Regions from separate parts of the Homo sapiens genome. Here region 1 is linked to region 2. A link is a loop called in an ENCODE intact Hi-C map of the cell type or tissue named here. Cell type or tissue: gastrocnemius medialis. All regions are shown on one strand. Each heading gives the region's core, and the rest is flanking DNA. Links, peaks and the distances in the headings are about the cores only. Region 1 overlaps COL21A1 (collagen type XXI alpha 1 chain). Region 2 overlaps COL21A1 (collagen type XXI alpha 1 chain).

Region 1 (16,967 bases), core at 5,419-13,418, 150 kb after region 2:
CTAAAGCAAACAACTGCCCCTGTACTCAACAATCATTTCTTTAAATCTTTTTGAAACCCCCCAAGCTATCAAGAAACTAACCACTAGGTCAACTGGTCTTCATTCATTCCAACACCTGCTGCTGAGTGATAGAATGACTCAAAATTTCTGAACTCTTTTAGAGCTTCACTTTGAGTGGGCTACTACTCACTCCTCAGTAAGGAAACTTGAAAGCCTTAAGTAGCTAAGTTCTCTACTCTAGCCCAGACAGAATCTATGGTAGCTAGTGGAATGAAGGCAACAAAAATGTACTTGACAGCAGAGACCTGGTATTTGGCTGCCTACAGGTTGCCACTTGGGCAAATTTTCAGCTTGTTCCTGTCCAAAGGATGTGCTATTTTCAGGTACTCAATGAAAAATAATCTACATCAGAAAATAATCTGATGAGAACTTTGGCATAAAAACAAAAGGATTCCAAATTTTAAACATATTCATGGCCTTTAATTTTTTTAGTCTTTTTAAAATTTAATTACTTTAAAAAGACAAGAAACACAATAATTACGGGAACAAAAAAGAGTATTTTGAAATTAAGTTTGAGTAATTCTAGAATGGCAGAAGGTAAAATTAGACACAGCTAGTCACCCAAGTGCCTGAGATGTCTTACCATTCCTATGTGATGGTCTTCCTGTGGGCTTTGTTTCCTGGGTAGGAGATCCCTGGAAGCATACAGTGTTTAAATAGATTAATCACAGAGCATCCTGTCTTCATTGTGGTGTACATGTTTCTGGAAGTTACAAAGAGTATTATGCCTGCATTTCATGATGTCCTTTTCTCACCTTATTTCAAATATTCTTCCCAAGAATAAGAGTACAAATAGTACATAGAATTGTTTAAAGAATCCAAATATCTTGACTTTTTCTTTTCAAATCTAATTTTAGGAATGTTACCAATTGTTAATTCATTTAACATCAGGGAGAAAAATAAGTGTAGGGCATAGCCGAATTACCTACAGGGTAGCTTTTACAGTCAGGTGTATACCAAAAAAAGTCACTTTGCTTTCTTCACCTGGAAATATAGGAATGTTATATCATTCCTTTCTAGAAAGAAGAGCAAAGTAACTTTTTACAAAATGTTCCTCGTTATTTAATGTATATGAACACATCTACTAATGATTCTACTGTAACTTTCAAGAGATAGATATTTGTCCCTCTTCCTCATAATCCCAGAGGGAAAAGGTAACTATCATGAAACATTTTTAAAAGCTTTATATATTATATCAATATAAAATAAACCAGTTCCTCCATTATATTAATGGTATCTGGCTTTTCAAGACAGAATTCACTAAGGATGTTGAAAATATAAACCACACACCAAAATGTTAGACTTCCATTTGGAGGCCAAAGCTAACTGGCAAGCCTAATTTGAGTCACACTGTGAAACCCCATTTTCCTAACTTAATTTATCTTGAATTGTTTGTGTGATGGTGTTGTTTGGTTTGCTTTTATGGTGCAATGCACTGGTATCTTCAGCACTGCAGTTTATATGAAAATCCAATGTTCCTCACTTCCATAAAAAACAGTGCAAGGTGATAAAACTAAATTAGGGAAGAGTTATGTTGTTATGACAATGAAACTTTCGAAGAGACTATCAAACTTTGAAAACAGGTCACTGAGAAGAATTAAGAAATACTTTCTTTGGATTTTTTTTAAGTAGATAAGATTCCCATCTCTGTGGGATGGCTCGTATAGGGGGAGCCCACAAACAGTATAATGGACTTTGAATCGCCCAAGTTATTTTCCAAACTTAAAATGGTGCCATGACAGGTCCTCAAACGAACTAAGAGAGCAACTTTCTCAATAAGTAAAAGCAGGATACAGTTCCAGATCATGAAAACTCTGCAATGCTGGTTTTGTGACCTTGACTCAGCGTCACTGGGATGCTACCAAGAAACCACAATTCTTGGCAGCTGCACATTCAATGTACAAATGTTTACCAGATGTGAAGTTCATATGATCTATGCTGTATAATAGAAACAAAAATGAATGTGCTGTGTAATATGACATGCTAGTTCATGCTGTGAGCCAGCAAGCAAGAAAACTGGTCTCATATCTAGACAAAGCCTATGGACTATTTGGAGTAAAGAGAAAACCTCTAAGTCCCACCTCCAATCCCCAATTAAAACAAATCCCATACGCTTGTTAAGCCTGTGGGAAATTCTACTAAGTAAGGTTCCTTTCTTTAGATTAAGCATTCCATCCTTGTTCAATAAAAACCCCCTTGGGAGACATAAATTTTTATCAGTTATTACACTTCAGAGTAAATGAACTTCAGATCCTGTCTTGACAGTTGGTTCTGATATGAAAAATACATGAAGCTTGGTTGTTTAGATTGTAAAAGAAAGAATCATCAAGAGATAAAATTTAATACATATTTTCCCACTACTATTTGTCTGTTTATCCATTCATTCCACAATATGCACAGTCATCTACTATTATTCAGGCAATGTACAAAGCACTGAGGATACACAGATGAGAAAGCCTAGTGATAGCCTCAGCAAGTATAGGGTTTTTGTGAAAAGATATCAAATATATAACTACAATACAATAATAGAGACCTTAATGGAGGTATGTGCTAGGCACTGGGAGCTTGGTGGAGTGAATACCTAGTTCCTGGCTGGCTGAGAGGAAATGGGTACATTCTCTGAGAGGAAGTAAAGTTCATCTGTGAATTAAAGGCAAACCAGGGATTTGCTAGATGACCTTAAGAAGACAGGAAGATAGTACCTGAAAATGCTTAAAATCACTAAAGAACAAGATGTGCTCAGTGAAAAGGTATTTATGAAGTGAACCGCCCATGGAGAGTGGGAAAGGGGTGAGGGGTGAAGGAAATGAATGATGGGGCAGGTACTCAGGAAACAGAGCAGGAACATGGTCTTTTGCATTAAGTGAAGAGGAGTGGACTTTGTCTTTAAAGTTTACTACAGGAGGGATTTTTAGCAGAGAGAAACATATTCTTGTTCACATTTTAGAAAGCTCACAATGGCAGCAGTAGGGAGAATGGTGTACAGGAAGATGGAAAGTTTATGGCAGCAGTCAAATGAGAGGCAGTAAGGGCCTGAAGGACAGTGAGAGCAGAAAGTGATTTGAGAGGCATTCAGGAGTTAAAACGGGCCAGGTCCTATGACTGTTTGATTGCAGTGGACAGGAGAAAGAGAATGACCCCAGCCTCTGGCTTGAACGTCTTGTAGATAGTGATGTCTTTCCCTGAAAGAATTCAGGAAATATAAACCAAATTTTCCTGCTAGAGGGTAGAGGAGAAGAAATATAAAGCATCTTAGTTTTTAGAAAATTAAGCACAAATTTCATGTATGGACATGAAATGGTTCATACATGAAATTTGTGCTTAATTTTCTAAAAAAGTATGGACAGATGAAAATGCTTACTTGACAGGTGAATATATAGACCCCCTGTGTGCCAGGATTTGAGTAATGGGGAGATGCAACTGACGCTAAGCAGAGTGAGTGGACATGGATTCTGGTCTGGCTTACTGTTTGCTTTTGAGTGTCAAGGGTGAGATTTTTAGTCCATTAAAACTCCTTGTATGGAATAAAACAAATGACTAAAGTACAAGAATAACTAAGTAATTGCTGGTTCATCCATATGATGGAGTACTACAGAGGCATAAAATTCAAATGTTCCAAGAATACTTAATGACAATTTTAAAAATATCAATAAAAGAACAAATGCAAAAAAATGCAAAACTATATAGTAAGCTAATTATGTGATATTATATCTCTTTCATAGAAATGTCAAAAATTGTTACTTCCAGATAATAGCATTATGGATATGTAATTTTTATTTTTTGATGCTTTCCAACTTTTCTATAAAGGATATGCATTATTTTGGCTGGGTATGATGGCTCACACCTGGAATCTCAGCACTTTAGAAGGCTGAGGCAGGAGAATTGCTTGAGATCAGGAGTTCAAGCCCAGCCTGGGCAATACAGAGAAACCCTGTCTCTACAAAAAAAAATTTTTTTTAATTAGCTGAGCATGGTGGCTCATGCCTGTAGTCCTGGATACTCAGGAGCCTGAGAGGACAGAACCATTGAGCCCAGGAGTTTGAATTGCACTGCTGCACTTTAGCCTGGCCAATAGAGAGAGACCCTGTCTCAAAAACAACAGAATATGCATTATTTTAAAATCAGAAATAATAAACATATTTTTAAACTTACATATGTTTTAGATAAAGTTAATATCTCGAAAGGAGACTCTGCTCCACCAGCAAAACACATAATTGAATTATCGTACACTAACCACAAGAGGTTAGATTATGCTGAGTAACAAATATATCCAAAAATTGTTGTGCCTTATAACAACAAACATTTATTTTTTGCTCATACTCTACGTCCACTATGAGCTGTCTAGTGGCTCTGCTCCACATTCCTCATTTTAGGATTGAGTCTGAGGAGTATGGTCATTTTCCAAGGTAAGGGTAAAGAGCTCTGGAGGTTCTCACACTGAAAATAAATGTTCCAGTGCAGAAATATATGTTAATTTCCACTCAGCTCGTTGGCCATGAGTATCATGGGGCCAGAAAACGTAATCTGACTGTGTACCTGAAATTTATTTGACAAACAGAACTAATAAGAATCTCCTATAAGTACAAATTCATCCCCTCCACCACCACCACCAGCAGCAACAAAAAACTGGAGGGATTTTTATGGTAGTGTTTTTTAAAATGCAAATCACGATCCATTGGTTGATCTTGAAATCAACTCAGTGGTCTATGACCAACAGTGTTTAATAGAATGGAAGGGAACAGAAAATGTCAGAGCACATTGCATGTACAAAAGGTAAATATTATGATATATTTGGTATACATATTTCGAATAAATACAGATGTGTCACAATGTAAAATTTATTTCTTCCTGTGGGTCCTGTAAAAAAAATTGAAAGTCATTTTTCTATAGGAGTCCCAACTAAGCCAGATATATGGAAACATAACAATTTCCATACTAGGTTTTTCTAGTCCAGTGTCCTATGACTCTGTGAAAGGCTGGGGGAATCTTGTATCAATCTCAAAGAACTCAGTCAACATTTTACTCTTTTTTAATAGTACGGTCTCTCAATGATAAATCAGTCAAGAAATATCATAAAGCAAACTCAATGTTTAGCATCCTTCAAGTGCTAAGAGTATAATTACATTTTATTTCTCCTAAAATAAAAAAAGTCAAGTTTCCAAAGTTTTTCTTAATTCCGTACAGCCTCATTTTATTTTTTTAAGGAAAAGATATACTTCTTATATTAATTCAAATGGCATCCTTGATGAGGATGAATTGTAATATAATTTTTTTTAGTTTGTATTGTTATTAACATAAAGTATTGTCATGTTTTATAAGGTGATGATTTTTATCAGCCTTATTATTTTTTGATGTTTAAGGGAAGAAATCACACTTCAAAACCATAATCAATTGCAAAATACCTTTTGTATGAGTATCTAACTCCTTACCACATGCTTAATATTGCACAATTTTAAATGTTTTATTTCTTATTTTCAACTGAGAAAATACAAATTTGAAATACGCTAGCTGTACATGTTTATGGGAAACATGTCATTTATCAATTTAGTTTCAAATTTTTCATTTCCAAAATAAATTCATCTTAACTCTTAGTTTCTATCACCCATGTGAAAGGTTTATAATTGCTTACTTAAATATACGAGCTCCAATCAGTGTTTTCTACCCTTCCCTCAAATAAACTGCCATGCTTTTTCCTACCTACCCTTCATAGCACCACCAGTTCAAAAGCCAGCCTTTTGTTTCTACAGGAAAAATGCTTGCTGACCAGCCAAGAATAAAACACACCTCACATGGTACAATCTTCTTTTACCTCCCAGATGACTCTACTGCCATTTACTAAGGATGCCAGAAGAGGTTTCCTGAGGAAGAAACAATCAATGTGAATTAATACCATCCTGACATTCAGGAGACCCAAATAAAACATGACTATGTTTAAAAGAACGGAAAATAAAAAGACTATCTTCAAAAATAACTTGGTGTGCGATTTCTTACCATATAAAAGGAAGCTCTGGTATGGAAAAATGATAAACATCCTGCATTTGTTAGTAAAGGAAGCATTATATTCAGTTCGGTAACAGCAACTTTTTTAAAAGTGATGAGTCACAATATTCAGTTCTTTCCTGGCGTTATTCAGCTAGGTGTGGGTAAAAGAGGATAGTACTGAGAACTAGACTCTCTGTATCCCAACCAAGACCACTAAGACATTGCAGGAATTTGAGCAAGAAAACAAGCCTGGCTAGACTTCAGTATCTCCTCTGTAAAACCAGGGGCTGAGAAGATAAGCAAATTTGAGAATCTCTTCCATTTCCAATTGGCTACCATTCTATTGTCTTAAATATTTTACCAATTATGTATACTAGTAAATACATGGTTAATAATCAGCTTTCTAAGCTGCAAAAAAAGTCATTCAGTTTCATTATTCAAACTGGATCCACTAGATCTAATATGTTATGACTTTTCTATAATTAACATTTTATGATCAAAATTATAATATCTATCGCTAGTTCTATTACTTTTAAAGAGCTCCAAAGACATATACGGTAACATTCAGATCATTCTCTTTTCATAAGTTTTTTGATTGCTAAGCTATCAAGATGAAAAATAATCCCATGAAAATGTTCTTCCTTTTAAATGAGTAACAAGCACTTCAAAAATCCAACTGATTTCTTGCAGTATATGGTTTAGGACTCCAACATATGAGATTTCTTAAACTATTTGACATTGTTTTCAACACACACAAAAAAAGTTAGCAAATGAACACTACAGTCAAATGTTGACTATCTGCCAAGTGGGATGGCAAGAGAGAACTAGTACATATAACCTTAAATTGTGGAGAGTTGGGAAAGACATATAATTGGGCACTGGAATGTGTCTTATTCTTATATTTGAATAAATCTATGTCTGGCATTCTGAAAATTGACAATACTATACTTCCAACTGAGTAAAAAATGAAAACATCCTGGGAAAAAGCAACTCAAGAGAACTAAAAATCATTCTAATTAGTAAATATTTTGCCTCACATCTTAGAAAACAAGAACAATATGCAATGTTTAAAAAGATATTTTAAACTCTGCTATGTTAGACTAGTGTGACAAAGTGAATTACAAACATTGATACTGTCATTAAATATTTTGAAAAATTCTTGCAGAACAGATCTCTAAAAGGGGTTATGTTGTATAAACTCAAGACAGTATTGTTATCAAGTTTGCTTCCTACAAAGCAGGAGATTCATGAGGTGGGAAACTCTCCTATCTCATTGTTCACTCCAAAGTCAGTTGGCTACGTTCTGTTATAAGGACTTTCAGATTCAATGGTGTAAAGCAGAAACAGCTGCACTGGACTTCGTTCATCCTGAAAAACAGACATTTCTCAAGCATGTGCCAAGTGCAGTCTTAGAATTACAGTATGTCAGACTTTATCCAAAAGGAGATGCTCTTATTTTACTACATCATCCAAATGCTTTTCATAAGAAATTGCAAACAAGATCCCTAGAGCCACATATTGCTTGGTCCAAAATGTTCACTACATAGTAGAAGTAATAAAGCAGATATCAAAATGACTCTTGTTCCTTTCTATAATTACAGGTGCTTTTGAATATTGTCAGATTAACACTGAATGGGATACCTCTACAACTCCATAGCCTATATTGCTGGGAAGATTAGAAGAACAATAATACTCAGAGCTGGAAGTAAAAGAATTCTCAGAGCAGGGGGAAGAAAAGTGCTCTGACAGAGGTAGGTGCCTTTCAGAGAAGGATATACTTTACACAAATGAGGAAGAGTGGCCTCTTGAACACTGTGCAACTCCTTCTATTTGTATCCACAGTAATCTATGAGTTTGGGCACTTAGACTAGACTGACAAGACAGGCCCCAGGTAGCTTCCCCACAAGCAAAACCCAAGAGAAGAAGCAGCCATATCCAATAAATAAGACACTAATACATTGCCCAACTTTATAATTATTGGGGGCAAGCTCCAGATAGTCTTAAATACAAAATTGCAAACACGAAAATAGGCAACAAATAAGAGTGAACAAATATCAATAAAAACCAGCAACATGAAGAAAAACCATGAGCTCAATGAATACATTAACAGCCATAGAAACAGTTAATAACAGTAAAAGGACTCAGTTAAATCTAATTGATATATTCAAATATATATGTAAGAATATTAGTGAATAAAAAGAGAAAATCAATTAGTATCTTAGAAAATTAAAAACTTAATAATGGATATAGTTGAAGATGGAAATAGCTAGATGGAAAATCAAGTTGAAAACTTCTACCAGATTACAATGCAAAAGAACACAGATTTTACAAAATATTTCAGAAGAATATTCAGAAGAAAAAACTAAAAAGAGACATATGGAGAAATATAGGAGAGAAACGGTAAAGGAAAAAATTTCAGAGCTAAATTAACATTTGATTCTTCAAACTGAAAAAGCATTACAAATATCAAGCTGCTTGAATAGGCAAAAAAAAAAGACCTATTTCATATTTTTGTGAAAAGTTATAATTCAAAGAATAGAGCAAAAAAATCCTAAGTGTTTGGGGGAGAGGCAGGATGCCTAAAAAGAAATAAATTTAGCTTGTCTAGAGACTTCTCATCACAAAAGTGAAGCTAAAAAACAATGAGGGGGTAATTGATACCAATCAGCCATTAATAGGAAAATATGTTTTAGTTAATACGTAGAAATGTAATTATAACAATTATGATATAAATAGGATTATAACTTCCAGAGATGACTGGTAGAAAAGGAAAATAAAGCAAACAATTCCAAATAACAGAAAAAATCATTATAATAAAAGACAAGAAAGCATGGTAAAAACAGAAAACATAAGTAAACTTCAAGGAAAAAGTCCAAACATATTAGCAATCATAATAAAGTTGAATGGGTAATTTGCCTATTTGGAATCCAGAAAAATTTGAAATTGTGTTTTTTAAAGTCTTTGTATATGCTGTTTACAAGAAATCCACCTAAAACTCAGTGACAGAAAATGTTGAATATAAAGGGGCAGAAATATAATTTACTAGGTAAATACTAATAAAAGAAAATAAATATAGTATGAAAAATAGAATTCAAAGCAAAAGTATTAAACAGGATCAAAAAGGAATATTTCATATTTATATAAGATGCACTTCCTAAGAAATAAGTTATGAAACTGTAACCATTTTCTTTCAATATTTTGTCATGAACATTTTCTATAAAGTTATTTACTTTCTATATTTTCTATTATCTCTAAAGACACATTTACTGTTAAACATCATTTTTAACACTGCTTCATAATCAATACAAAAGGCAACGTTTTCCCTAATAGTACACATTTAGGATTTTTTTTTCTAAAATACAAAAAATTTGCACTTTCATCTCCATCACCAGCAGAAATGCTCACCTGAAGACTAATGACCTCCTCATTTCCCAATTCAATAGCTCCCTCACCCATACTCTCGCACTTCCCTCCTTTATCTTCCTCTGCTTAAAAAATCACACACTCTTAATCACTCTTGTCATGCTTTCTCATATTCATCTCTTAAAAGCTATCCTTTCTCCTGATTGGTCATTTTCTTTTGGCCTTTTGGTTTTTGGCAGACTATTGACAAATGTATTCTTAGCCAACTGATCACTGCCCCTCATCCAGAAAACACAACATCTTCCCCTGCTCCAGTGATTGCTTCCACTCAAGGACTTCAGTTCGTGCATACTGAAACATCTTATTTCCTACTTCTCCGCACCTAAACCTTCCATTCCTACTAGGCAAGTTATATTGAGTCCCTTAAATAAGCCATTTCCATTCATAGCTCTAAGGCTTATCTGAAAACACACCTTAATTTGTGGCTTATAGATTAATGTTCAGGGTCTAGGTAATAAACACCATAAACTTACAGAAACTTGGTATAAGTAATCTGTATATGCAATAAAGAAATGGGAGGCAAAAGGGAACAGAAATAGCTATGAATAGCAATGCATATATATGCCTCTGGTAAACCCACAAGCCTGAAGTTTAAAAACAATTGTGAACCAGGCCTATATTCAGCTGGTACAAAGCAAGGTTGCTGTACAGATTGTGTATGCACATTTGTTTTGACTGGATCTGAACCCACTCCAATTGGCTGATGTTCTGGCTTTTCTGATTGTTTAATATTCTAAGCCTCACTTCTGTTTGTGAGCACTTACAAAACTTATAAAAGGAATGAGTCACTGAACACTCTGCAGTGCTTGCTAAGTGTCAAAAATAGATCATATAAAACTAACCTGTACTTCTTTGATAGCTGTACTAGGCTGACATCAGGGGAATACTGTTCGTGATAGTTCAAAAATGAAAATGAATTAATGTCAGTTGGATATAAGACTATTTAAATGGCCCCCTAATGAAGAATAACACCTGATGTCAGCCTGGTAGGAGGTTTCTGGTGGTATGTTTTAGAGTTCTATGCTTTTCCCTGTCTAATTGGTTATTCATAATTTGAATGAGGGAGATGATGGCTTGCAAATTAAATTTCTAGACAAAGCATACCTTGAAAGATGACTAACTGATGGAATAGAAGACTTTGGACAAAAAAAAAATCTTAACTGAATAAATAAGAGACCACTGCAACAAGGCAAAATTCAAAAGAAATACAAAACTTCTGGGATCCAAAATTTGGATTGTAGAATGCTCATTAGGAATAAAGTGGCTTAACAGCAACAGGTCTGAGTTGACTAAATGGTCTTAGCTGATACCAAATTGAATTCATTCATGTGAACTGGCTGTCAAGAATTAATTTGCTCTTGAACTACATTGAGGAAAGAATACGGCTACATCCTTTCTATTAAGCAACCAATGGCCATAGATATCAAAACTGAATGTGTTTAGGGAAGGCTGACAAGAGTGGAGATATAAACACAAACCATCTCAAAGAAGTGGTTTCAGAATATGATGTTCCACTTGGGGCATATATTAGCTGTCTTCAAATGCTGGGAACATGGAAAAAGAAATAAGGCTTGTTTCTGTCACTCCCAGAGTACACAACTAGGTCTAAAGCCTGGAAACTCCAGGGAGAAGTTTTTCAGTTTAAGAAAAAAGTTTCCAATAGATGGGGATTTCCCTAAAATAGAAAGTTTCCCATCATTGGAGGTGTTTGGTATTGGAAACTATGCTCAATATGTATGCTATAGGGAGGGGTTAAGGCATCAAGAATTGTTGGGATAAACAATACTCATATCACGAACAACAATTTGTAGGATACTGCCAGCCCTATGACTTGTGTTAACTAGAGTGTGTCTAAACAGAAACATTTGTTCAAACTGAAGCATGCTTCAAAAGGCTGGGTCAAGCCCCATCTCCTCCATGAAGCAAATCATGACAAAAACAGATGATATCTTCCACAGTGCTTACCTCTAGCATTAGACCATATGGAACTCAATTAAACAGAGTATTAGTTTGCTTTCTAAAAATTGTATTTAAAATAGTCCATCTCACAACTGTATCATAAGCAATCTGGCTATGGCTTGCCTCAATCTACTAAGTACCTAATGGCCACTGAAATTAAACTTGTCTACTCATTGCTCCTCTTGTTCTCATATGGCATATATTCAATGTTTTTACAGCTGACAATACCTCCTTGCTGCGAAAGTGATGAAATATACAGTAATGACTATTTGGGAGTTCCTGGTGGTGCCTCTCCATCTTGATAGTTTAAAATTTCTATATTTTTCCATTTAAAACTTCTCAACTCCCTATTGAAAACAATGGTTATAAAAACTGAAATCCATTCTTACAGCTTTTGATGAGAGCAAAATGTGCCTTTTTCTCCCTGTTTTTACGTGAGAACCTATCAATAGATGGCTCTGAGAAAACAGAAATCCCAGGAAAAGAAAAATTCGAAAGGAAAAAAAGCCAAATTTTAAAATTCTCTAGAGTCTACAGTAATAGACAGTAGCAAAGTAGTGCACTCTAAAGAACCAGGGCTACATGTCTTCATTGCAACTTGAAAAGTCTGCAGCTCTATACTGTCCTGATTACCTGAGGACACTCCCTTGAGTAAAACAGGTTTGCCCTGTCTAAGCATTGGCAATACAAAAACAATGAAATTTTTAAAAAGGAAAATGTTTTCCTCAGTTAACTTTATGATAAATGCTAATCCTTAGGGATAAAATGAAAGAGTAGATAAAGTAGAAAGCATAAACACATTTAGGTTTTAAATTAAGTCATTAGTGTTCAAATCAAGTTTGAAAATGTAAAAATATAATTGCTTCTCTAATCTCGCTTAGGCTCTTTAGGCCAAAGGCTCAAAAATATGACAGGTTACTAGAAAGGAGATTTGGAACTCAACTTAGCAACCATATCCAAAGTGGCATAGAATAATTTAAAATGTACATTTATTAAATTAGTCAACCTTAGCATTTAATAATGTCATAAGTCTGGCCAAAAATGTCGAATGTGAAATTACACTCTCTACCTGAAAATTAAAAATATTTAGAGGCACAGTTAAGGAAACACACATACATAAATGGCTCTAACTATTCTACAGAGGCAACTGGACATTCATTTAATTAATTTAGAATGAATCAGAGGTCAAAAATATTCACATTTTTTCCAGTATTCTGAGATGTATAGTCTAAAAGTAATTGATTCTGATTCTCCCAGTGCCTCCACAGCTGTATTCTATAAAGCCTCAGTTCATTCAATTCAATTATGGTGTTTTTGTTTTATTTTTAGCTTAATAGACTACGTGGTTAGTCTAAATACCATGTAAAAATTTATGTACATTACATACACAGACTTCACCACAGTTTTGAGGAGAACATAGATCTGACCACATATTCCAATTATTAGCCTTCACATTACTGGGTATGAAACAATCAACAACCTGCTCAAAGTACTCTACTATAAGCAGCAATTGATTAGGGCTGGGAGCCTTGTGATATGACAACCAATCATGGCATCCAGAGAATCTAAGGGGAAACTGACTAACAAACTGAGTGCTCCAGGACAGGAATCATGTCATATTTAGGGCTGCATCCCTAGCACCTCATCTACTCTATGGAAAAGGCTGAATAAATATTTGTTGAATGGATAAATTGATGCATATCTATACTGTTACAGCAAATCTGGACTGCAGAAGCATGAAGGCACCTGCTGAGAAGGCAGTGGATGCTGAAACTCGGGGCAGTCTTCTTAAAAAAAAAAAAAAAAAAAAAGCCTCCACAATTGCTAAATCCAGGAGCTCACCACAAACCACTTGCAGTTACAAGCGAGACCTGAGGATACCCTCAGTCTCACCCAACCACCACAGTGACTACAACTGTGCCATTACAGCAAAGACTGACAGCCTCATGGACCCCAGAATCAACACCTACAGCCACAAAGCTTTACCTCAAAAGCTTCTGATAGAGCTGCCACTGCCCTGCCACCTTCAGCAGATACCTTTCTCCTGCATTCTCAGTTCCCTCTCCCAAGTACTAGGTGGATAATGGCTAAAATCTGGATTTGCCTCTGCTCCAGGTCCTCAGTTACATGAAGAATATTCTCACCTAAAGAAGCAACAAGCTTTCCAAAACATAGGGATTCAAATGTAAGTGTGAAAAAGCTTAGGAGAAAATTACTTATGATAATAACTAATTTGAACTAATCTGAATACTTTGTATCTGCCAGCCCTTATGCCAAAGGGTTTATGTGCATTGTTTTATTTAAACCTTCTGACCATACTATGAAGTAGGTCCTCTGAATACACACTTGACACATAGCAAATTAAGCTTTAAAAGGTCAAGCACCATGCACAAAGTCACACAAGTGGTAAATGTCAGAGCCACAACCATACAACACTCATAATCTTAGCTATTACTCTATATGGCCTCAATGTATTAGAGCATGTAACTATTTTTTTGCATTCACAAGGAGTAATAATATTTTCTGCTTTTTAGAAATAATTATTTCATCTTCACCAGATATTACCATCTCTAATTAGTGTCTAAGTACATCTGGCACAACATGTACTTTATGAATTATAGGAACATCAATTAATCACATTCTAACAATCATTATCTCTCACTTGTATAGGAATTTGAAATTATAATTCCAAATGTTTCCATATACAAAGCATGTATCTAAGTATTCATTTTTGCATCATAAAAATAATACATGTATTTAAAAATACACATGAGAAAACAAAGAAAAGCATAAAAACGTCTACCATCTCACAACCCAAACACAACTGTTAACATTTTGGGAAACATGTAATTTAGAGCTCAAAAATATAATTTGATTACTCATATAAACATGATTTCCAACAAAAAGCCATAATTCAAATTTAAAATTTTTTTTCAAGTGTTGGAAAGACCAGTGAAAAAAATTTTTTATATAATTTCCACATAGATGTCAAAGATAAATTTGTTTAGTCATCATGAAAAAGAGTTTACAATTTGTTTGGAAGAAAAAGCTGTTATTACTCACCATTCACAGTAACAACCATCCTCAGTGAACATTCAAGTATGTTGCTATGGTTTCAATGTGTCCCCTCCAAAATTTACATGATGCCAATGTGATTGTATTAAGCGGTGAGGCCTTTAGGAGGTGATTAGGCCATAAGGGCTCCTCCAATATGAATGGGATTAAAGCCTGGTATGGTTTGCCTGTGTCCCACCCAAATCTCATCTTGAATCATAGCTCCCATAATTCCAATGTGTTGTGAGAGGGACCTGGTGGGAGATAATTGAATCATGGGGATGATTTCCCCCATACTGTTCTCATGGGGTTGAATAAGTCTCAGGAATCTGATGGTATTGTAAGGGGAAACCCCTTCCGCTTGGCTCTCATTTTCTCTGTCTGCCACCAGGCAAGATGTGTCATTTGCCTTCCACCATGATTATAAGGCCTCCCTAGCCACATGGAACTGTGAGTCCATTAAACTTTTTTTTTTTTTTTTAAATAAACTACCCAGTCTCAGGTATGTCTTTATCAGCAGTGTGAGAACAGAATAATACAAAGCTGTTATAAAAGAGGTTTCAGGCAGCTTTCAGCTGGCTTTCCCTTAGTCTTCCACCATGTGAGGATGCAGTGTTTCTCTCCTCTGGAGGGTGCAGCCATGAGGCGCCACCCTGGAAGCAGCCTCCACCTGACAACAGAACTGCCAGTGCCTTGATCTTAGATTCCAGCCTCCAGAACTGTGAGGAAATAAATTTCTGTTCTTTATAAATTACCCAGTCTCAAGTATTTTGTTATAGCAGCATAAAATGAACTGAGATATACCTCAATAGGAATCTTAGGAATAAATAAACTCTACATTTCTCAGTAGACCAATTTCCTAAAGGATCCAATGACTTCATGCTGACTTAAACTCTATATAGAGATGCTCTCAGATGCAACCCTTTAGATGTTCCATGATGGCCTATAATGGTGCTTTTAACTAAGAAAAATATACAAATGGCAAAATGAAAGAGAACTTTGCAAGCACACCTGTCTAACTCTCCTTACTGCAGGCTTTTCTAAGCTTCCAGCATCTCAGTAAGTTGGTGGCAGGCTGGATGAGAAGCCATTTCCCAGCCCAGGGTCTTCTTGGCCTTTATTTAGTATTTGACATGTCAATATTAACATTATCTAAATAGTAGTGTAGAAATGACACATAATTTAGATTATAGGTACCTATCGCTCACACTTCACACTCACATGTTTGCTGTCGTTACAAAAATACAAAAGTTTGAATTAGGTTCCAAGTGCCTCTGCTTCCATTAAGAGCTCTGCATCTTACTTTCCCTTTTCAACCCTGCTCCCTCCCCATTCCATAGGCACCCAAGTAGGAGCTCTGTCCATTCCTATACCACTCTGGTTAAAACAATTATCATGTTGCTATGAACTGAAAGCTGCCCTCCCAAAAATCATGTGTACAAGCCTTAACTCCCAACATGGTGATATTTGAACGCAAGGCCTTTCGGAGGTAATTAGATAACAAGACTGGTGCCCTCAGGACTGGTAGGCCCTTATAAATAGACAGAGAGCTTGTTTTCTTTCTCTTCATCATGAGAAAAGAACAAAAAGATCACTCTCTGTAAGCCAGAAATAGAGCCCTTTCAAAAGCCAAATTGGCCGGCACCTTGAGCTTGGACTCTCTAGCCTCCAGAAACATGAGAAATAAATTTCTGTTGTTTAAGCCACCTGCTGTATGGAATTTTACTTTAGCAGCCTGGGCTAACTGAGACACATATCATCCCTAGTTGATATTTCTCTTTATCTCATTTCAAAACTCAGCCTAGTGTTGCTAGCTAACAAGGAATCTGAACAGGGAGAAAAAAAGTAAAAGAGCTGTAAAATGATCCAAAGGCAAACTGCCAAAGAGAACAGGTGATGATCAATAGGGAAACGGTGGAGAGCAGCCTGATTCTCAGGACCTGGGTATTTACCTTCTCCACAATGCTTCTCTCTGGGATAATCTCTCTCCACTTGTTGCCAAGACATTACTTCAAACCACATTGAACACTTTCTAAAGATTAATAAATAGTATTATGTCAAACGACAATCAAAAATGGTTTAAGAAATCCAGTGATACATCATGCTATGCTTGTTGAGGTTTTTAAATTTAAATTAGAAGCATTTTGCCTTCTACATTGTTCAAGGTATTTACAAAATATTTTTCAATAATGAATTGAAGGGAGTTTTTCATTTTTAAAAAAGAAACAGCAGATTGGCTATTAATAGACTCTCTGAAACAGACTTTAGCAACTTTTTGTCTGAATCCCCTTTACCTAAGATAGCCAACCACTTGGTAGACACTTAATAGTTATTTGATGAATGGGTGAACACTAACAAGGAATGTTCCTCCCTGTTTTATCTTTAATATTCCATCTTCTGAGTACTGCTGGAAAACACATGCCTATACATACCCTATAAGTGGAACCAAACTCTCTCTTCCTAATAAAGTTGCAAAATACGTATACAAC
Region 2 (16,967 bases), core at 5,645-13,644:
TAGAGGATAATAAAAGTAAAAAATCAAACTATGCAAGATAGCATGAAGGCTAGCAGAGCGCTTATGATTCTATTGCTTACAAAAACTACAAATAGAGAAAATGGAGAGCTAGTAAAAGAAAAATATAAAGGAAAATTTTTTTTCTACACTTTTTCTTTTGTTAGGATGGCTAAAATTAGGTGTCTTCATAGATGTTATCCTGATTAACATTACTTAGAATTCTATTATCTTGAACAATATTTTAAAAGAGTTACATTCTAATAAACTCTCTGGATAATCTTTCTTCAGGGTACAAAATGGCCGTATCTTTAATCATAACATTCAAAATAAAAAATGATAACTACTCTTTCAATTAGGACTTGATTTAATTTAGATTCTACTTTAAATACTATTATACATATTTAACACACTTTACAAAGGAAAAGGGATTAAAAAATTATATCATTAGAAAATATAATCTCAATATGAACCTATAACAGACAATTTGATTCATATATTAAAATCAACATCACTTCTAGCAATAAAGTTAAAATTTGGGGGGGGATTCTTGCACACATGAATTTTCATAATTTTGAATCAGTTTCATATGCCATCTTCACTCTTGAAAATTCTGAAATAATTTACTCTGTTTTAGGAGCTTCCCATACTATGTCTTCTATACATATTCTTTCCCATTAGTGTAATATGTTTGTAAATTTAATTTAAAATAAAAAAATCACTGAGATTTAGACTTAATGGTACTTAGTATTTTTAAATTAATAGCTAGAATACATGTTTTCTAATTTATCTACAGTTAGGGTCCCTGATGTTTTTTTGGGTGGCCAACTTTTTGAGAAACTGAAGAAATCTTTACTCTTTTAGAAAAATGCACATAGACATAATATGTTTCATACAACAGAATGGAATTCATGGACCTCAAATATTTTATTGCTGTATCCCCTACATTTTTATGAACTCTCGAATATGAACTCCTAGTAGGTAGTAGCAACACTGCAAACACTTTGATGTATGATGATAATGACATCAACATACAGGCATCCCTGGGGCTCCTTTTTTTCCTTGCTGTCCTGGAGGCCCAATTTCTCCCTAAAAAAATCAAACATTAAAAACATTATAAATTGTAAATTATCAATTTATTTCAAGAAAGCTTCTGCCAAAGCACAATGGAATGACAATTGAATATCAATCAGTTCACCTTTTTCTGCTTTCTCTTCCACTACAGTAAGGAAGGAGCAAGGCCTTAAAGACCTTGGCATAGAGTCTGAGGATTTACTCTCAATATTTTTATTATGACATTTGTAGTAACATTTGCCATTCTTTCAAAGGAAGACCTAGTAGCTTAGATGGAGTTGGTAAACAACAGAAATAAAAATCAGGTGAAAAATTTTTCTATTTATCATAGAGTTTAAGAAATATGATAGTGAACATAAATTAATAAAGAAAAATAGACTAAAAAAATAACAGCATTAGACTTCAACTTCCAGGGATGCGGCTGACTAGGTCCTCTAAGTCCAGAACAAAAATCCTAGAAGGAACATCCTCTGTGAGAGAGTGCTGGTCTTCCAAGAAGTAGGAGAGGTATTCAAAGATCTCTCATTTTAATGAAATATACTTTGAGTTGGGGCTATAATTATGAGAATTTGAACTATACAGAAACCATGCCAGAGACAGAACTGTAGAAGCCAAGAAAAGTGGAAGTATCTGAGGGTGGATCTTCAGCTCTTGGGAAACTGAATGCTGGCCAGCCATGGAAAGGAAGCAGGAATCTTCAATACCTATGATGACTCAGCACTTTCAAATGGGGCTGAAATGGTATCCATGGCTACCAGCAAAAGGCAGGTCTTCATTTCCTAGTTAGGCTGACAGGACACCCTCTAAATTAAGATGAAGCAATGAGCTCATGATAAACAATATAGAAACAAGAGACAGCAAGATACAGGAATGAGAATAATAAGTAATAAATAATTAACTGCAGATATTAGAATTGTTAGAAACAGAATTTAGAATTAGATATGAGATTTTTTTAAATTAAAAAAACAGAATCATGAAAGACTATTAGTACTGAAAATATAACAAGAGACTTCAAGAACAAAAAGTTGTGGTTTAAAAAATTATAAACTCTGAAAGTGAAAATTATGAGTGTTTATCATTTTTAAAAAAAATCAATTGATCATTCTAACAGATTAGACACAATAAAGAATAAGTAAACTATAAGGTATATCTAAAACATTTAACCAGAATGTAAGACAACCAAAAATATGGAAATATGGTAGGTAATGCTAAAAAGAGATGTAGAGCATAAAATTAGAAGAAATAAAATAAAATGTCTAACCAGAATTCCAGAAACAGAGAATGGAGCAGAGGTCATATGGAGATAATGGTGATTCTTTCCAGAACTACTGGAAATAATTCCACAGAGCAAAGAAGCAAACTGAATTCCCAGCAAGATGAATAAAGAGATATCCATATCTAGACATATTGTAGTGAATTTGAAGAACACTAAAAACAAATAAAATACCTTAAAAGGTTCCAAAAGAAAGAAACAGATCACTTACAAAAGAATGATAATTAGAATGACAGCAGATTTTTCAAAGTTAACAATGAAAGCCAAAAAAACCATAGAAGAAAATCTTCAATTTACTAAGAGAAAATAATTGTCAACCTTGAGTTGTATAGTCTACAAAACTGTCCTTCAAAACAAGAGCAAAATAAAGAAGTTTGTAATTAAATAAAAACTGAAAGTTTATTACCAAGCTATCTGTACTAAAAAGACATTCAAAAATATAGTTAAGTAAATTAACTATAAAGAAGTAAATTATGCCATAATTATGTTAGAGAACAAAGTTGAAAAGTAACAAAGTAAAGGAGGAAGCATATAATGTAAATCTAAATTAATATTATCTATATAAAACAACCACAAAACAATATATACAAATTTGTAAAGCCAAAACAACGTCTTCTAAAATTATATAATATTTGAAAAATTAACTGTTACCACAAATGTAAAACTGTATTTTATTGTAGACAACAATGCATTAAATGAGCAGATCCAGGCCCAAAGCTAACTCTCATGAATACTTACCTTTTGGCCCATTAATCCTCGGTTTCCAGGAAATCCTGGGATTCCCTAAAAACAAATAAAATAGATTTTTAACTTATAAAAAATTGAAGACTTTATCATTAAAGAAGAAACAGTCACAATTGGAATTTTAACTGGTAAATAACATATTTTCAAATGTATACATATTATAATATTGCTATTTGTAATAATCCAATATGGAAAAGACAACTTAGGAGATATAGCATTATATGAATATTACTGATATTTAGAGCTTTAAATAAAGGCTTTTTGAAAAAGAAACTATGAGGAAATTCATCTCAGTTCTTGCACCCCAACACATGAGTGATAAAATTAAAATGATGTTTCATTTGAACACATTCTTGTATTCTAATGAATCATGCAAGAAAATCTGTTAAATGATATAAGTTCTGATTTAGCGCAACAGTTCCACAAGCCCTCAGTGTCACCACCTTAGTTAAAAATTAATTTAATTAAATGATTGCCTCCCACCTGAGCCTTGAAATACCCAAGAACCTAAATATTCATATAAAAAATGGCAATCTTTTCTCTTAATAACTCCCTTACTGATGCAATCATGAAGAATATGAAGACCACAGTTTGTGAAGAGACATAAAGAAGTACAGGTCACTCTTTCACGTGGCTGAACTCATATGCACATGTCTGTAGCAACATTCAGAAAAAATTAATGTTAATTCTATCAAGTTAAGAATAAATTTAGCACATTTATTGCTTGCAGAAGAGTTCTATTGTCTGCCTTTTGATGCATTTACCCAACATGATCATTTATCATGCAAAACAGTGATTGTACTAATCAATTTTTGCTTTTTATTCCATTTTCTTAGCACCTATTTTGGTGACATTTGAGCTGAAACAGTTAACAACATTTATATTTATACAAATGTATTGACACTGAAAGACAAGAAAATTGGGTCACATCTGTATGACTTTGCAAACCCTCTGCACTAGCAGGCCTTCCAAAGGAAAGCAGTACTCTTCAGTAAATCACAGCAGGTGCTAGAGCTGCCATTGACAATGAGATCAAGTGTCTTCTTCTATTGCAGGGAGAATCTGCCATTATCTTTATTTTCACACCCTGAGTTTATAAATACAACCTTTATTGATCAATGTGCTAATCGCAATTATAGGGCAAGACATAAACACATAGTTCTAGTTTTAAAATCTGAACTCAAATCATACATTGGAATTCAGTTTGATTCTATTCAGCTCAATTCAGTTTGCCACTTCACTATACCATTTGCAGAGAACAAAAGTGGTATGTGAGCAATGACTATCAACAAGGGACTCACAATCTAGTTGCAAAGACAGGCCTTTATAAACGTAAGTAGAGAATAATATGAAAACAATAAAAATACCTTGAAGTAACAATATAAAACACAATCACAGTACACCTAATAAGCACTCTAAAACATAAAGTAAAAGTAAAATCACTGAGTTATGAATATAAAATGAATTGTACCTTCTTAGGCAGAAAATGTATATTCTCAATGCAATGAATTAAGATAAACATTATTCAAAATAAGGGCCTCCATTTGAATGAACCGTAATTTGGTGTGAAACCACCCTGTGACCTCCTCCCATTCAAATACCCACACACGTGTGAAAATTCACTAAAAGTTGAGATCAAGTTCTGAATTTAACTAAAATACGTGTGTAAATTCTTCTCAGAAGGAAGGTGGCTATACATTGTTCTATGCTGGAAAACTGGTACAGTTCTGTCAATGTAATAACCTTGGCTCCCAGAGTCCCTAACGGGCACATGTGATTACCGATGACAGTGTCAGACCTGAGAAGCTGAATTTCTTACTAGTCTTTAATTATTTAAAGTTTTTATCACTATTCAAGTCCCTGTGCCCTTACACAGTCTGTGATGTTAGCAGAATTAGTTACAGATATCCTGAAGACAATCCCAGTGTTAGCAAGTTCACATCCTTTCCCTGGAGAAAACAGTTATACCCAGGTTTCCACGAACAGCACCTTGGCTTCCACCTCCTCAAAGCCCTTGAGAGCCCATTTCCCCACAGTTTACTCCTTGGATTTGATCTGACACTCTTTTATCTGAGACACTCTAATACTGAGCTTGGTCTGTAGTAGAACATAGCCACAAATCTTACATTATTTCAATATATCTGCTATTAAGATTATTTGGGGGAGATTCCAGACTATAAAAAAATTCCTTTTCTTTTTGTTCATCCTCTCAAACTGGCCAAAAATTTACATACATTTCATAGATATGTATGTCCATGAAGTCCTAATGGATCTTCTATGTCCAATTATGCTAAGAATTATTACTTCTTTTACAAATACCAAGTAAAAATATATAAAAACTACAGGATATCAAAAACAAAACATAGGCCTGATTTATCTAAGGAATTCTTGGCAAAACTAATATAATACCACAAGCATGCACAGAATACCAGCTTATTGAGGGAGAGGTTAACCAGGGAAACTGAAATCATTCAGAGCTATATTAGTTAATAAAATTCTCCAAGTTAATATTTTCCTGGGCTCCCAATATGTGTATTGAAATTGACTAAACTTTGCTAATTTTAAGTTAGCAGTAATATTATCCAAAAGCATTTGAAAGTTAACAGTTTGTTGATCGCAAAGTATTTAGTGACAATTATTTTATAGAGCAAATGTGTTTCCAAGGAGACTATTTTCTGTTTCGCTGTGGTTTTGGGTTCAGGCAACTGTGACAATGTCCAAGTAAAGACAGAAAGAAGTAAGAGTAAGTGGACATATTTCCTCTACTTCTGTGATTTCAGTTTGGGTTTGAGGAAGAGCAGAAAGTCAACCAGAAAATCCTGCATAATGTTGTGGTTAAAGAATGTTGACACAAAAAATTGTTCTAGAAGCTTCTCTGTAACCATTTAAACCACTGCTGTACAACAAACAAGTTGTTAAGAATAGAAATACATACTTTAGAATAAAGGGTTTGACTTCTATTTCCTAGAGAATACTTTGTAATGAAGGGAATGTGTCTATGACAATATTACTTAGAAAAGACAAAATATCACAGTATACTCCCCATATGTAATGAATGTATTTACTTATCTATGAAATTGGACCATCTTAGATCAAATTTGCTTTTAAGTAATGCAATATTTTCAATTCACTAAAAAAGATCTAAACTATTAATGGTATTTTTATGTCAAATTATCTACCTTTCTACACAATGGTAGAGATATTTAATATCCAGTTATCAAAATATCAGAAGTATATTACATGTTTTCTTCATTATATCAAGAAGTGATTTATTCATTCTTAAAGATTCAATGAAGAAAAAATTCACATGTTGAAAGTATCATTCTCATTAACTAAAAAGATTCCAATCTGATTATCAGTAAAGAGCATAGTAGAAGCCATAGGAAGCAGCTAAAAAATAGATGCTGGAGTCAGCCAGCCCATGTCCTAATAGCAGATCCACTCCAGGCCAGTTATTTAAACTGTAAAATCTCTGAATCCCAGTTTTCTTTGTCGGGAAAATAATAAAACCTATCTCATAGAGTTGGTACATTCTATCAATTAGCTTTCACAAATATTTAGCTCAGTGCTGGCATGACAATGAACAAATTTTTATAACTGTCTCTTCACAGCTCCTCCCTGACCTTTGAAAGTTGTGAAATACTTGAAGTCAACTTTTTTCCATGTCTCTACGTTTTGTCCTCTTTCTCCATTGTAAGGCTTTTTCTTTTTTCTTTTTTTTTTTCTTATTGGCTTTCTACCTTGCCTTTCCCTACTTGCATTTCCAAAAATGTCCATTATATGTAGGATGATGCTAGCAATCTAAAGTCCCCCACTCGGGGACGCCAACAAGTCGGCATTGCCCCCCATTCAATACCTTTCCTTTTCATGTTTGGCTGATCTTGATTACAGAGTAATACTATCATGACTTTTGCTTTTTAAATATTTTAAATAATTCATCACTATTTGTTCATAAAAAGATGACCAAGAGTATTAAATATATTTGTAGTTGAACCCTGCAATGTTTTTCAATTATTTTTTTTCCACAGTAACTGGCAGGCCATTATGAATGATTTACAACAGATTATTCTGTGGTAAGGTAACTATAGGGAGAAGTAACTTACACTCGCAGTTGCCAGACCTAAAAGAAACCAATATACAAGTACTTGCAATAAACCCTTGATAAGGAAATGAACAGTTTTCTATTCCCATATTATGCTGTAATTAATCTTTAAGGAAAAAAAATCTAAGAACGTTGGATGAACTTATTCACCCTGGCCTGTAGACAAGGGCCCACTTGGGACAGGACCCAAATTACCCAAAGATAAACAATTTAAGTAGAAAATACTTTAGCCAATAAATATAGGCTACTCATGTTTATAATAAAGCAGAAAGTGTCACAAGTTTCACCTTATAGGCTACAAAAAAAGAGAACAAAGATATCATAGGAAGGAAAAGCCATTTGGAGGCCATTTTCAAGGCTACTGCAGTAACTGGCATTTCTTTTCCACACCTAAAGGCATTTCTACATTTTTATAAACAAATAAAATAGTCTGAACAATGTTACGTTGCAAAAGCATCCTTTTCCAGGACAAGACAAAATCTCAAATTCTTAGCAAATTAAAATAACAAACCCGAAAACTCAGACAAGGACGAAGACTATCTGGAGAGGAAGGGAAAGGATTAAGAGATCTGGGACCCCTGTCACATGGTGGGAAAGTCATGTAGCCACCAGAGCCCAAAGGTCCAGGAAAACCACCTACCCCTTTATATCAGTAAGTGAAATGCATATGAAATACATGGATGTGTTAAAACAAACAAACAAACAAACAAGCATGTATGTATAGACATATGTAAAACTTAAAATCAATTCCATTTTGAAAGAGAAATTTCCAAAATAATACCAGAGTTGTTCTAAAATGGGCTCTGATCCTCTGAAAGCCTGAAAAGTACCTACCACATTTTTGGGGTACATTTTTTGTTACTACATAACTCAAAACAAATTATGGTCAATTTCTCATTAAGAAGAAAACTAAAAGTGAATTTTTCAAAGACCCTTTTTAACTTTAGAAACTTTAACTTGGTGTTGAATAGAAGTTAAAATAGAAGTTAAATCTTTTCCAGAGAAACCGGAAAATTCTACTATTTTTTTTGAATTTTATATATAATAGAGGTAATCATACCAAAATATTTTAAAGCACCATTAACCATCCCCACCAAATAAAAAATGAAATTAGTTTGATAAAGAAAACACACTAATAAGTGAATTTTTAAACTTAATTTATACGATAAAAATAACTAGGTATTTAAAATTGTATCTAATCTAATATCTTCTATATCTTATTTATAACCTCATATTTTTGAAATGTGTATGCTATTCCATCTAAATCTCTATACTAGTTATTGCATAACACAGCCCATTGTGAATTTTATGTTTATATAATATAAATCCCATTTTCTTATAAAAATAATGAAACAATTGACAAGCATTGATTAAAGTAAAAAAAATTAAATATGTTTTCTATTGATTCATAACCAATGACCACATATTTAGTGCAATTAAAACAACACACATTTATTATCTTACAGTTCTGTGGGTCAGAAGTCCAGCATGGGTCTCACAGGGCTAAATTCCAAGAATCAGCAATGCTGCACCCCTTTCTGGAGTCTCTCGGAAAGAATCTGCTTCCTGTGCATTCAGGTTATTGGCAGAATTCTGTTTCTTGCAGCTGTAGGACCAAGGTAGCCATTTTCTTACTGGCTGTAAACTTGAGGTCCATTTCCAGCTTCCAGGGGCAACTACATTCCTTGGTTTACAGCCCCAAGGAATCTATCCTTCATTTTCTCTATCTTCATATGGGTCAGGTCCTTCTTCAGTCACATCTTTTTGCCCCATTCCTGCTCTGTATTTTTCCACTTTCAATTACTCATGATCAGATTGGGCCTCCTTAGATAATCTGGAATAAAATTTCCATCTCAAGGACATTAACCTTAATCACATCTACAAAATCTCTTTGCTGTGGAAAGTACCAGGTTCCAGGGATTAAATTATGGCTATCTTTGGGGAGAGGAGGGAGTTGTCATATTTTGCCTACCACAGAAATATTATCTAATATCTGAGGACCAGATAGTTTCTATGTAATTTAAATTCCTCCAAGGCATTAAAAGGATGATCATCTAAATTCAAATTATGAAGCTACTAATACTAAGTCAATAATAATACCTAAAAAAGAAATCTACAAGCTGATGTAATTTGTTAAAATAAATGCAAATGGACTTACTATAAGGCTAGTAAGATAAATATAGCCATGTGTCAGAACAAAAGTAGAGCATGGCTAAGTAGGGTTTGTCTCAGCATGCAAGAAATGTCCAATATAAAGAAATATATCCGTATAATATACTATACTAATAACATTCCCATATTAACAATTTAGAAGAAAAACACACAAAATCATCTCAAAAGATTCATTATTAAAAATTTATCATGCAATATTTGTGAAAACTCCCAATAATCTAGGAATAGAACTAATATTTGAAACCAAAGTCTGAATCAATCAGAAACCCATTTTAAACATCAGATTTGGTGAAACACTAGACATTTCTACTTAAATTCAGGAATAAACCATAATTTATATTTTAAACCAGTAGTCACACTTATAGGGATATATCCCTTGGGGAAAATATTGCCTAAGTATGCAGAAAAAATATATATATATAAAAAACATTAATAAGAGAGATTAGATTGCTTTATAGCTATGCTATAAATGAAATGAGATAGATTTTATATTGTCTTATAACCTTATATGGTAAATGTTCATATTACAAAGTTAAATAAAAGTTTCAGTGGATCCAATTTGTTGTTTAAAAAAATTGTGTATGTTCTTATGTATTTGTAAAGAAAAAGTCCAGACATAATCTCATTAAATGAGTAACAATTGTTACTGCTGGGAATGGGAATGGAATTTGGGTAAGTGAAAGCAGACTCAAATTTACAACACAACTTCTATACTTTTTGAGTACTTAAGATAAACTAAGTAAATAAATATATGTAAGAAGTGATAAATAATGAACAAAAGGATTAGATAAAACTAATAAAATGTAGTCAAATATACAATACATAATAATAAACAAATGAAAAGTTGGCCCACACAAATTTCTTGTCTTAAAAAGTTCTCAAAAAATGTCTAAGAGTTATTTTCCTCACATTTAAATCATTCAAGAAATTACTGTTAAACGTTGGTCTTTCAAAATAAAAAAGTAAAGATATTAAAGGTTGCGGCTATCATTTGGTAAGAGAACTAGAACAACTGGAAAGAATTATACTGCAGACTCAGAAATCAATACTGGGGAGATCTTAATACACCTCCCTGCTATGATCTCCCTGTGTAACACATTTGCTAAGTTTTCATGCCTTGGGAGTTATTCTTGCAGATAATTTTCACATATTGCTAAGTACACTGTGTTGGACAAAGGCATTCATATTGCTCAGGGAAAGATAATGCTGTGTTTAAGGAGCACTTTCTTTCACAGGAGAGCTAGGAATTCGACATTTGGCAAAATCAGCTTTCCCAGGCACCATTTCCCCCATTTTCCCACAGTCATAGAACTTTTCTAAAACAAAAAATGGTAATATATTAGATCTATAATTACAGATTGTTACTTTTGTCTATTACATAAAATTTTTTAAATCTGGAAAAAATAATAACCTAAAAATTTCATTAAAATTGAAGGTATAATAAAACTAATAAATTTAAGTTATCTAATTTCTATCTTTGTAAGGATTTACCTCTCTCATATAAGCAAGTTTAGTCCTCTTCAATTGCATATAGATGTATTTTTGTTTTACAAAATAGATTTGTTCTTGTTATTTTTGTCAATAAACAAAACACAAAATATTATAAATAAGCAAAGGAAACCGAACCCATTTGGAAATATAATTTCATATTATCATTTATGACAACATCAAAGCTTATTTAACCAGACAAATACATATTAAAGCATGTATGGTCTGAAAAATATTAAAATGTCAGAATTCTTTTCTTGTACCAATATCACTAAAACTGATTGTTCTCCTCCAGTAGGTAACTTTTGTCTTCCTACTGTGTTCATATTCCTCTTTTTGATCTACTTGTTTCAAAGTCTCTATATCAGTAGTTATTAAACTTTACATCAGACTCACATGCAGTTGCCATTAAAAATCTAGTTTCTTGGGCTTTGACCCCAAATTTTGATTTATCAGGAGCAGAATGGCCCCTAGAAAACTGAATTTTAATAGGCATTTCTAGTAATTTTGAGGTACTCTGTGGATCAGAGCTTGAGAAATAGTGTTCTTTATATATTTTTTTCAAGAGATATACAGATCATTTCCAAGAGAGTATCATTTATTTATATATAAATATATTTATATTCATAATACAGATAATTTTCAAGATTCTCATTTACATATAGTCTCATATATTTTATATTATATATAAAAATATCTAAATTATTTATATATAAGTGAGACTCTCCTGAAAACTATCTGTATTATAGGTATTAAGCTTGGATTGTCATCAGGGGTTTTAAATTTACGATTATCTACTAATTAAATTTTAAAATAATCCATTTTATGCCTCTGCTTAAAAACCATTACATATACATTATTTTTCCACCAAGCTATAACCTTTGAACAAAATTCTTAACACTCTGCCTGTCATGATTAAATGTGCTTATCTTTAATGGATTTTAGGAGTTTTAACCCACCACACGATTTTTATATACAGTTGACCCTTGAACTACACAGGGGTTAGTGGTGCCAAACCATTGCACAGTTGAAAATCCACGGTTAAATTTTGACTCCCCCAAAATGTAACTATTAATAGCCTAGTTTTGGCTGAAAGCATTACCAATAACATAAACAGTCAATTAATACGTGTTTTGGATGTTATATGTATTGTATACTATATTATTACAATAAAGAAACTAGAGAAAAGCAAATGTTATTAAGATAATATGGAAGAGAAAATATATCTACTATTCATTAAGTGGAAGTGGATCATCATAAAGGTCTTCACCCTCATCATCTTCATGTTAAGTAGGCTGAGGAAGAAGAAGAGGAGGGGTTGGTCTTGCTGTCTCAAGGGGTGACAGAGACAGATGTGGAAGGGGTAAAAGGGGAAGCAGGAAAGGCAGGCGCACTGGGTGTAATTTTGTGAAAGCACACTGTAATTTCTGCCCGATTTTTTGCTTTTCATTTATCTAGAAAGGTTCCTATAAGGCAGCAATCCTTCTTCCACTATTTGCTTCAGTGTCAGTACCCATATCATAGAAGTGTCCATGCCGTAAAAGAAGTCAAAAGCAGTCTTAAATAATCCGAACCATTCTGCCAGCTTGTCTAATGTCAATTTGTTTTCTGGCATTGCTTCTTCTCTGTCTTCTTCCCATAGTCTGGCACTGGTTTGGAGCCACTCATCACCATCAAGTTGTCTTCTGTTAATTCCTCTGATTTGGTGTCTGTTACCTCTTGAATCTCTCCACGATCCATATCTTGGGACCCTTGTCCCTTCACCTTTTGTTTTGTTTTGTTTTGTTTTGTTTTGTTTTGTTTTGTTTTGTTTTGCCATATCCACAATCTCTTTTGTGATTTCCCTGATTGGTTGTGTCATAAGATCATGTACAACATTTAGACACAGTTTTCTCCAGTAGAATTTTATGTTTCAGGCTTCATGGCTTTTTCTGTAACAATGACAGCATCGTCAGTGGTGTAATTCTTCCAGACTTTCATGACATTCTCTCTGCTGGGGTTCTCTTCTATAGCATTGACAACCTTTCCATACAATACCATGTGTAATAAGCTTTAAAGGTCCTCCTTATTATACAATCTAGAGGCTGAATTAGATACATTGTCTTAGGGGGCAAGTAGACCATTCAGATGTCTTCAGTATTGAACTCATGGGGTTCTGGGTGGCTGGAGACATTGTCTAATATCAAAAGAACTTTAAAATGCAGTCCCTTACTAGCAATGTACTTCCTGATTTCAGGGACAAAGCATTGATGGAACCAATCCAGAAAAAGCATTCTGTCATCCAGGCTTTCTTGTTATACAACCAAAAGACTGCCAGCTGGTGTTTATAGTTTCCCTTCAAGGCTTGGGAGTTAACAGCTCTAAAGATAAGGGAAGTCCTGATTATAAACCCAACTGCATTTGTACAAAACAGTACAGTTAGCCTATCCTTTCCTGACTTAAATCCTGGGGCTTGTTTCTCTTCCTTACTAATAAATGTCCTTTGTGGCATTTCTTTCTTCCAGAGTAGGACAATTCTATCTGCATTAAAAATTTGTTCAGGAAGATATCCATTTCTCCTCAATGAGATTCTTAGTGGCATCTGGAAATGCTTGTGCTGCTGCTTTGTTGGCAGAAGCTGCTTCTCCTGTGTTTGACAATTTTTAAGCCAAACCTGTTTTTAAAATTATCAAACCATCCTTTGCTGACATTAAATTCTCCAGCTTTTGTTTGAAAAAGCTGGAGAATTGATAAATTCTTCATCTTTGTTTTGCTTTAATTTATCATATAATAATTTTGCTTTTTAGGCCGGGCACAGTGGCTCACACCTGTAATCCTAGCACTTTGGGAGGCCGAGGTGGGTGGATCACCTGAGGTCAGGACTTCAAGACCAGCCTGGCCAACATGGTGAAACCCCGTCTCTACTAAAAATACAAAAATTAGCTGGGCATGGTGGCACATGCCTATAATCTCAGCTACTGAGGAGGCTGAAGCAGGAGAATTGCTTGACCCCGGGAGGTGGAGGTTGCAGTGAGCTGAGATTGCGCCACTGCACTCCAGCCTGGGCAACAGAGTGAGACTCCATCTCAAAAAAAAATAATTTTGCTCTTTAAAAATCATATTTGTGTCTATTAGTATGCCTTTCTTATAGCAATCCTGCATTCACATAAAAGCTGAATTTTCAATATGAGACAAAAAGGAATTTTGCAAAAAGTACAAAGTTTTTGCACCTGCCAGCATAGCTGCAGCAACAGTTTCACAAATTTCCTTTTCTTTTTTTTACAATGGTCCTTACACTGTATTATCTCAAAATGGTGGGCAATTGCAGCAGCAGACCTCAATCTATGGTACATATCAAGCAATAAAACCTTTTCTTATAATGTCACAACTTTTTTTCTGCTTTTTGGGAGCACTTCCAAAATCACTAGTGGCACTTCCTATGTGTTTCATGATGTTATTCAGAGTTTACAGTATTGCACTAAACAATGAAAAATACGCAAAAAACCACAAGAGATCTTTTTCTTTGAGATAGTGTCTCACTCACTCTACCACCCAGGCTGGAGTACAGTGGAGTGATCTCTGCTGAATGGGGCCTCGACCTCCCAGGCTCAGGTGATCCCCCCACCTCAGCCTCCTGAGTAGCTGGCACTAGGCACACATCACCACATCTGGCTAATTTTTTGTATGTTTTGTAGAGATGGGGTTTTGCGATGCTACCCAGGCTAGTCTCAAACTCCTGGGCTTGGTCAAGTGGTCCGCCCCCCTTAACTCCCAAAATGCTGGGGTTACAGGCTTGAACCACCACACTCGGCTGAGATCACTTTTTACTGTAATACACAATTTATTGGAAAGACAAACTGCTCCCATGGAGATGATTAGCATCACATGGCATTTTAAGCTGATACCTGCAACAGTTGAGCTCACCAAAATAGCAACAGGAGGTGGCTATGAAATTATTACAGTAATACAATATGCACTACAGTTAATTTTAGGCAGTTATGATTTAATATTGCATCTTTACATTTGTATACATTTATCTCAACTGCAAATGGCACTATGTATGTTCTGTAAATGTTTGTGTATGTAAGTTGTGATCAATTTTAAATTTTTATTATAGTAAATAATACAGACTAACATCTATATATATTTTTTGCACTCATGGCATAACTTTTTATTTTAAAAAAATATTTCTATGCAACATGGTTCATCTACAAGTTTTTAAAACTGTCAAAACGTTCCAAAAAAATTTTTCACTATATGTATTGAAAAAAATCCACATATAAGTGGACCCAAAAAATTCAAATCCATATTGTTAAAGTCAAAGTCTGTTTACATGACATCAACCCATAAAAGTTAGACTTGATATCCTGTATACATGGTAAGTTTCCTCTCATCCATTCTCTTCAAATCAGAGATGAATATAATCAGTCCCCATACCAGTGAGACTACTGAGCCTACATAAACAATAATGAGATTCTATTTACTTAGAGGATATGTTATCCATTCTAAGAATTAATCATACATCATCTCATATTTGCAATTGCATTTATTCCTCTTGAAATTTCAGGGCTCAATAAAGCCTCTTTCAAATTATAAAGAAATGGATAGAAAAGAGAAAAAATCAAATAAAATACGTTAATGCTTATCAGTGGTTCTTACAATAACAATAATTTAAAGGACTTCTGGCTGGGCGCAGTGGCTCACGCCTGTAATCCCAGCACTTTGGGAGGCTGAGGAGGGCGGATCATGATGTCAAGAGATCAAGACCATCCTGGCCAAAATGGTGAAACCCTGTCTCTACTAAAATACAAAAATTAGCTGGGCATGGTGGCACGCGCCTGTAGTCTCAGCTACTCAGGAGGCTGAGGCAGGAGAATTGCTTGAACCCAGGAGGCAGAGGTTGCAGTGAGTCAAGATCGTGCCACTGCACTCCAGCCTGGCAACAGAGCAAGACTCCATCGAAGAAAAAAAGATTTCTTAGAACAACACAAAAAAATGATCAGTGCCGTAGACACAGAGCTTCTAAATTTAAAATCAACAATGTTACTTTATGTTATTGTTTGATGGTAGTCCAGTTTTGCTATGTCAATGATATTTATGTCATTTATGATAGGAAAGAATAAAACAGATCTGTGATTAAACCTGGTGGGACTTTATTAACTAATTTGTACAGATAATGAGCCAACATTTGTGTGTGAGGTCAAAATTAATGACACAATATTTTCACAGTCACTACATTGCCAACTGTCATATTGTAGAAGACCAAAAAGTTACAGATATTGCTTACAAATTTAGTCAATCCTACAGATAAACTGAGCATTTACATTATTTTAGATAAAGCCTATTTCAAAATGCATTATAAGAGTTATTCTCAATTAGATTTTAAAACATAATTACTATGACAATAAATTATTATAATAGTTTTATGTAGTAATATTGTTTTATAATAATTATATACATAATTACATTATTACAATAATAAATACAATTGAATTTTCAAATTGTACTATCCAAATTGTTACATGTGGGTTGCCTTCACACTAAGAACTGCTGTGTGAAATTTGTAATAGCAGATATATGAGTTTCAAGTTAAAGTTGGTTTACTCGGCACATACTTGGTATGTACCACTCCTGGAGCCTGAAAAAGGGGTGAGAAAAAGTATTACAAATCTGTACAAAAGACTGAAACATCTTACCATACAATTGCAAATCAAGTAAAAACAATAATAGAACTAGTGGGTTTTTCTCCTCTTTCTTTTCAATCTAAATAAAAAATATAGTCAAGCAGGCAAATAAAGATACCTCCACTTTACTAGCATCACAAAGTAGATTGGTAATTCCACATGGGAAATTATCACAGCAATTCATCATTAATGTTCCCCAATAATTTTATGCATGTCTTCTGCATATATGCATAAAACTGATATGCCAAATAATCACGCTGCAGAAAAGGTGATTAAACAAAAGATCTACTTGTCTCTTAAGTACATGGTAACTTGGACTGGCTCAGCAGTAAACATTACATCATAAAGACAAGCATAACATGTGGTTAAGCAAGAATTTGAAAGGCATGAGGAAAGGAAACAATAAAAGCCTCTATGAGCCAGTGTTTCAACTACACTACAGTGATCCCCATGT

The links. Peaks named below come from ENCODE experiments on the same cell type or tissue, not always from the same donor. Only the 100,000 strongest peaks of a DNase experiment are listed, where the experiment ranks them.
Region 1: it touches region 2 in a loop (2.2-fold over the local background); 5 of 110 quality-filtered maps call a loop at or near these places.

Annotation. Positions count from the first base shown.
Region 1 is chr6:56,225,217-56,242,183 of GRCh38, forward strand. The region is part of intron 1 of COL21A1 (collagen type XXI alpha 1 chain); the gene reads right to left. Among named protein-coding and RNA genes, the nearest start is that of COL21A1, 14 kb to the right of the region's middle. In gastrocnemius medialis, for the core only: no CTCF peak of the experiment used is centred there; no DNase peak of the experiment used is centred there; H3K27ac peaks cover 1,135 bases.
Region 2 is chr6:56,074,447-56,091,413 of GRCh38, forward strand. It overlaps COL21A1 (collagen type XXI alpha 1 chain), which reads right to left. Exons shown (of 30, transcript NM_030820.4): 18 at 3,083-3,127; 19 at 1,033-1,086. Among named protein-coding and RNA genes, the nearest start is that of COL21A1, 160 kb to the right of the region's middle. In gastrocnemius medialis, for the core only: no CTCF peak of the experiment used is centred there; no DNase peak of the experiment used is centred there.